2 separate regions of the Mus musculus genome follow, and region 1 is linked to region 2. A link is a contact called in ENCODE Hi-C or POLR2A ChIA-PET data. All regions are on one chromosome and are shown on one strand. The core of a region is the stretch at or near the end of the contact, and the rest is flanking DNA. Distances in the headings are between cores, read along the strand shown. Region 1 holds the start of 1110032A03Rik (RIKEN cDNA 1110032A03 gene). Region 2 holds the start of Dixdc1 (DIX domain containing 1).

Region 1 (2,890 bases), core at 351-2,850, 40 kb after region 2:
CACCTGGACTTTTAAGTCCTATTTTACAAGTTAACTAGACTACCTTTGACTAAGAAAACTACAAAGTTAGCAACTGCCGCAAACAACAGGTGGTGGTACAAGTCAGCTTCCCAGAGAGTTCTCCTTTTTGAGTACAGTTTGGGGTCTGTGCTCTAACTTGCTGGGACCACTCATGGCAGTTTAGTCTATAGGTCACTTTCTCCCATATTTCTTTGCAAATTCTTGAGCATCCTTACATTTTTTTATGGTCTTTTGAGTATTCTTTAGCTAGGTCAGCCCAGGGTGGGTTCTTGAGATGGGAATCATTCATTAGTAATGAGAAATGGAATACTTGGCCTTTTTCCGAGACAGGGTCTCTCTGTGTAGCCCTGGCTGTCCTGGAATTCACTCTGTAGACCAGGCTGGCCTTGAACTTAGAAATTTACCTGCCTCTGCCTCCCAAGTACTGGGACTAAAGGTGTGTGCCACCACAGCTGGCTATACTTGGTTATTGTGGTGGCTGGTTTTCAGTTTTTAGCTAACTACTTCCAGATAGACACGCCCATCTGATCAATGTTAGAGTGCTAGATTGTCTTTTCAAACGTGATTTTGGGAGGAAAGTTGATTTTTCTGAAGGTCACCTGATCAGGATTGTCAAGGACAAAAAGCCCTTACCAAATCAATAAAGTAGCTTCATTTTTTCTCAAATGAATTCAAAGTTTTTCATTTTACATTTTGAGACCTCCTGCTGGCTGTCATTTAGTGGCTTTCTATATTCTATAATATATTTCTATATTCTCAGAATAGGGTCTAGGCTATTAAATGGTTAAAACACTCAATTTGGTCTGGCTTCCTTTTTAACTCTACAGTGTCACCTGCTAGTCCGTCTCCCGGCCAACTGTGTTCAACCAGTCAAACATAACTTTTTTTTTTTTTTAACTATGATTTTATGAACATTGTTCCTTCTGCCTTTTTAATCCTTTTTACCTAACTAAAACGAGCTCCCCTCCCCCAACTAGCTTTCAGCTCAGGCTAACTTCAGGGAATCTATGTCTCCCTTCCCCAGCTTCGTAGGGCTTCCCCTTGTGTATGCTTCATTCATAGTATCCCGAATTCCTTCACTCACGGTGGGTACACACCCCATTCTATTCGAGTTGCCTCTTCTGCTGTGTGCATTTGTCATCTGACAGCAGGCAGGCCACTTCCAGTTCATCCATACACCTAGTTGCTCTCACAGTGCTATGGAACAAGACAGGCGTTCAATGTTACTTCTTGAAAATAGGATATATAAACACCTGGAGATATGTTGAGTGGTTGAGAGAACAGGAGACAGCCATGTCAGGAGATGGTGCAGTTACAGCGTCCTGAGCCTCTGGAATACGCAGGACTCGTCTCACCCCTCAGTTAGTGACAGTTATGCTTCAAGCAAGAATGGCGAAGACGCTCAGGGCCGTCCGTGTTGGGCCGTCCGAGTACTGAAAAGAAAACGAGCCTTTGGAGGCGCACAAAGGTGAAGGGGCAAGGCCAAGAGCTCCATTTTACTTCCCCGCTCGAAGCTCCCGAGCAGTAGCTCCAAATGTTTATCCTGGTAACAAGCTGTTGATGCGTCATCACTTAGTGCCGGGTGGAGTGGGGAGGGGAGGGAGACGAGGCCCACGCGAAGGAAGTGACGTAAGAAATGTGCGCCCCGGAGAGCGCCGGCAGGTAAGCCGGAGGAGACCATGCTTCCCCGGCGCCTCCTGTTGGTCGGGGAGGGGAATTTCTCCTTCGCCGCTTCTCTGATCGACGGCCTGGATCCCAGCGTCAGTGTTACCGCTACCGGCTTCCAGCACCGGGCGGCTCTGGAGGGAGATCCGGTAGCGCTAGAGAACCTAAAGCGCCTGCGCGAACGAGGTAGCAAGTCCCAGCCCGCCCCGAGGGCCCGCCCGGAGCGTAAGGGTGTGGCTCGCGCGGGGAACTCGAGGGCGCCTCCTGGGGGCGCTCAGGCGGATGCGCGTGTGTGCTCAGGTCTGGGCTGGGCTGCATTGTTGGCAACCCAACCATGCATTGAGTGGTGGTGTTTGTCCAGGTTTACAGATCTTAAGACGTCTTTTGGTCTCTATTTCACGCCTTTAAACCTTGCCAGGTGTCGAAGTGCGTTTTGGTGTGGACTGTACCCAGCTGTCACATGCCTTGCCAGCCGACGATAGGGATTTTGATCGAATTTATTTCAACTTCCCGCACTGTGGACGAAAAGCTGGAGTAGCTAAGAACAGGGAACTGCTTGCCAAGTTTTTCCAGAGGTGAGGCAAGACGAGTCCTGGCATAGAAAATGTTTCCAGGTTCCCATAACCAAATCACTGCACACAAACTTTGTCGTTGGGGAAATAAGTTGCTAGAATACACGAGGAAAGAAGATAAAACCCAGAGAAAACCATAATCTTGTCTTAAAGATTTACGTATAACCCTAGATGTTAAAGTATAAATTACAAGGAAAAGGCAAGTTTATTTTTCAAAAATTAGTGTGTGTATGAGTGTGGCGGTCAGAGAACAACTTACAGAAGCGGGTCCTCCTTCCATCGTGTATCCAGGAGATAGAACTTTGGCTACTAGGCTTGGTGGCAAGCACCATTACCCAAATTGTGTGTGTGTGTGTGTGTGTGTTTTTAAATATGGATATGGGTGTTTTGTCGGCATGCATGTCTGTGCAACAGTTGTGTGCCTCCTTAGAGGACATTGGTTCCCCTGGGACTAGAGTACTGATTGGTGTCGCCATCATATGGGTACTGAAAATTGAACTTTTGAACAGCTAGTGCTCTTAACTGCTGAATCTTTCAGCCCACCTCAAAAAGGTTTTAAAAAATGCAAATCGTAAGAGTCAGTATAGCTTGATGACGACAAGATTGGATTTAAGAGTCACATGGCCTAGGTT
Region 2 (2,700 bases), core at 107-2,606:
AAAGGCTCGTCCATCTTGTCCATAATGTTAATATTTAAGAAGAGAATGGGTTTAGGATGTAGCTCAGTGATCAAGCCCCTAGTCATACTGCAAGGTCCTAGTTTCAGTCACCCCTGCACACAGGGCTGTTTATATTATCTGACTAAAAACTGATTCTAAAAACACAAGGGCTGTTGTAAAGGGTGGAGGAGTGGAGTACTGGTAAAACACCTTGGTAGCATCCCCAAGGCCCCCACCACACACACACACACACACACACACACACACACACACACACAATCTGAAATTTAAGAAACCCATAGAGAAGGGAAAGGTGAACTGAGGGAAAAGGCAGGAAGCCATGACCAATAGCTTATGCCTTTGCGGCTGCAGGCCTAAAGCAACCAAAGGATGACTGAGGAGCAAACAAGAGTAGCCTGAGTCACAAAAGAAGCAAATGGAAGAGGTAACAGAATTCTGAGAGAAACTTTTGAAGAGAAAACAGAGCCTGCTTGGGTCAATCCTGGCCCACCTTTCCTGTCAGGTTGCAGCTCCCCACCACAGTTCTCACAGAAGGGAATCACACTAATATTAGCTCCTGAAACTGGGCCTGAGGCCCAGGTTGGTCCTCTCAGCCAACCTTGTCCTCCTCAGTGGTGGAGAAATCTAATGTGCATGATTCAGGAAATTCGCACGTGGATGTGCAGGATTCAGGAAATTCACCCCTCATGTGGACCACCCACAGTCTCCTACCCTCTTTCAAACTTTCTACCAATGCCACGCCACCGCACCCCTCCCGTGACTCATCCGCTTAGCGCCTGAAATAGAGCTCTGCCGCATCTGTTCAGGGCTTCCCTCTAGGATGTCCCTGGAGAGTCCCTGGGAGGCGTGGGGACCACCTTTTCGGCAAGAAGATGCCTTCTGAGTCCGTAGTCCTGCCTGCCCTTCCCACCTCGGGAAGGTACTCAATCCCTCCAGTTTAGAGGAGGCCCACCGCCTTTCTGATGTCCTCGGGTTGATGCATCTGCACCACACCTACCTCCTTGACTCTACCACCCAGGCTCTTAAATGGGCTCCCCGGGAGGATGCCCCTCACCGCCCCCCAGGATTCCCTTCGGGAGATTAGGCGGGAGGCGCGGGGTGACCGGGAGCTGGGGGTGGGAGGAGCAGGGCAGTTACCTCATTGAAGCCCTCTTGCAGGACGTCCAGTAAGTTCCCGCGGGTCAAGCAGGCTAGCATTGTTCCTGCCGCGGGGCTTCCCGGGTGGGGTCACGCCACCGTCTCTTCCCTCTGTACACAAAGGCGATCAGCTCAGCTCCCTGGGAGCTCTCTGGAGTCCCGCATGCCACTTACTGGAAACCTAGACCCGAGCCAAACTAGCGGCTTGCACTGGGCATGCTCGCGCGCGGGCTGCAGCCGGAGGGGCCCGGCGCTGTGCTGGTTCCTATAGAAACAGCAGGGCGCGCGCTGCGCACAGGCAAGAGGCGCTAGCAGGCAGCCCCGGGTCTCCAGGGAGTGCGGGGAAGCCGTGGGCGCGCACGCAGGCTCCGCACGGGTGCTCGCAACGAGCATTCACACACGCGTGAGCACACACACACATCCGCGCTGACACAAGCGGGCTTGCCAGCCTGAGCATATGCCTGCAATCACTACACTGCACGTTTGGAGGCGGGCGTCCCCGAGCGTGTGCACGCACATACACGCACATACACACACACACACACACACACACGCACACGCACACGCACACGCACGTACACACACACACACACACACACGTATGTAGTCACTTTGCTCATTTAAGGCTGCAAGCACCTCATCACAAGGTGGGTGGGGAAAGGAGTGAGTCACAGGATTACCCCACCCACCCCTTACTCCATTCTCCAGACTAACAGCAACCTTTTTCCACGCAGGGCTTGAGAGTGAGACAACCAGCAACCTTTTCCCACTCGGGGTTGGAGAATGAAGCAATTTAAATAAGAGGAAATAGAATGACAAGAAATAACAATAAAAAGGGGCCAGAGGAGAGAGGCTGGGGCTGGGGCTCTGTAAGTAACTGTAGACTATAAGTAACTGAACAGCGCTAAACAAATCATACCATCATAATAGAAACGTCAGAGGCACACCAAGGATCTTCTATCTTTTTTACAAAATAAATGCTAAGGGGTAAGATTGGGCACGATGGCTCAGGGGATAAAGGCTCTTGTAAAAGCTTGACACCTGAGTTCAATCCTGGAGCCATGCAAAGGTGGAAAGGGAGAACTCACATCTCTCGGGCACAGGCACACATTACGCTCACCCCCCCCACACACACACTAATTAATTGGTTTTATAATAAAATAATTTCTAAGAGCCAGCATGGGGGTATACACCTATCATATGCATGCACATACACGCGCGCGTGCGCGCGCGCGCACACACACACACACACACACACACACACCAGATCAACACTCTAGAGGTTCTAAGTCCAAAGCTAGCCTGGTCTATATAGCAAGTTCCAGGTCAGCCACATATAGTTCCAGACCATATAGATGAGACCTGCTCTTGAAAGAAAGAAGGAAAGAAAGGAACACATACTTTATAAGTGAGTTTTAAAATAAAGCACCAAGAATGCCCTTGTACATTGTCAGGTAAAAGCATCCACCCTTGGGTGTAACAGAGCCTCTTTCTCGTGTGGCCTGGCTGAGGTCACAGCTCTGATGTTTATTTTTAAGAACA

What was found. Hi-C counts contacts between places; a loop is a spot of excess contacts on that map. ChIA-PET counts read pairs that join two places held with the same protein, here RNA polymerase II (POLR2A).
Region 1: a loop to region 2 is called in a map of left cerebral cortex, with 2.9 times the contacts of the local background. The contact joins the promoter of 1110032A03Rik here to the promoter of Dixdc1 in region 2. A Hi-C loop is called at or near these places in 9 of 37 maps with a recorded cell type or tissue (Patski, gastrocnemius, heart and 1 more). POLR2A ChIA-PET finds 5 or more read pairs at or near these places in 4 of 5 experiments (Patski and embryonic stem cell).

What each region holds. Positions count from the first base shown.
Region 1 is chr9:50,766,584-50,769,473 of GRCm38, forward strand. It overlaps 1110032A03Rik (RIKEN cDNA 1110032A03 gene), which reads right to left and starts at 1,601. Exons shown (of 4, transcript NM_023483.4): 1 at 1,275-1,601. The coding sequence starts at 1,316. It overlaps Fdxacb1 (ferredoxin-fold anticodon binding domain containing 1), which reads left to right and starts at 1,655. Exons shown (of 5, transcript NM_198675.2): 1 at 1,655-1,872; 2 at 2,105-2,261. The coding sequence starts at 1,701.
Region 2 is chr9:50,726,628-50,729,327 of GRCm38, forward strand. It overlaps Dixdc1 (DIX domain containing 1), which reads right to left and starts at 1,357. Exons shown (of 20, transcript NM_001374656.1): 1 at 1,159-1,357. The coding sequence starts at 1,218.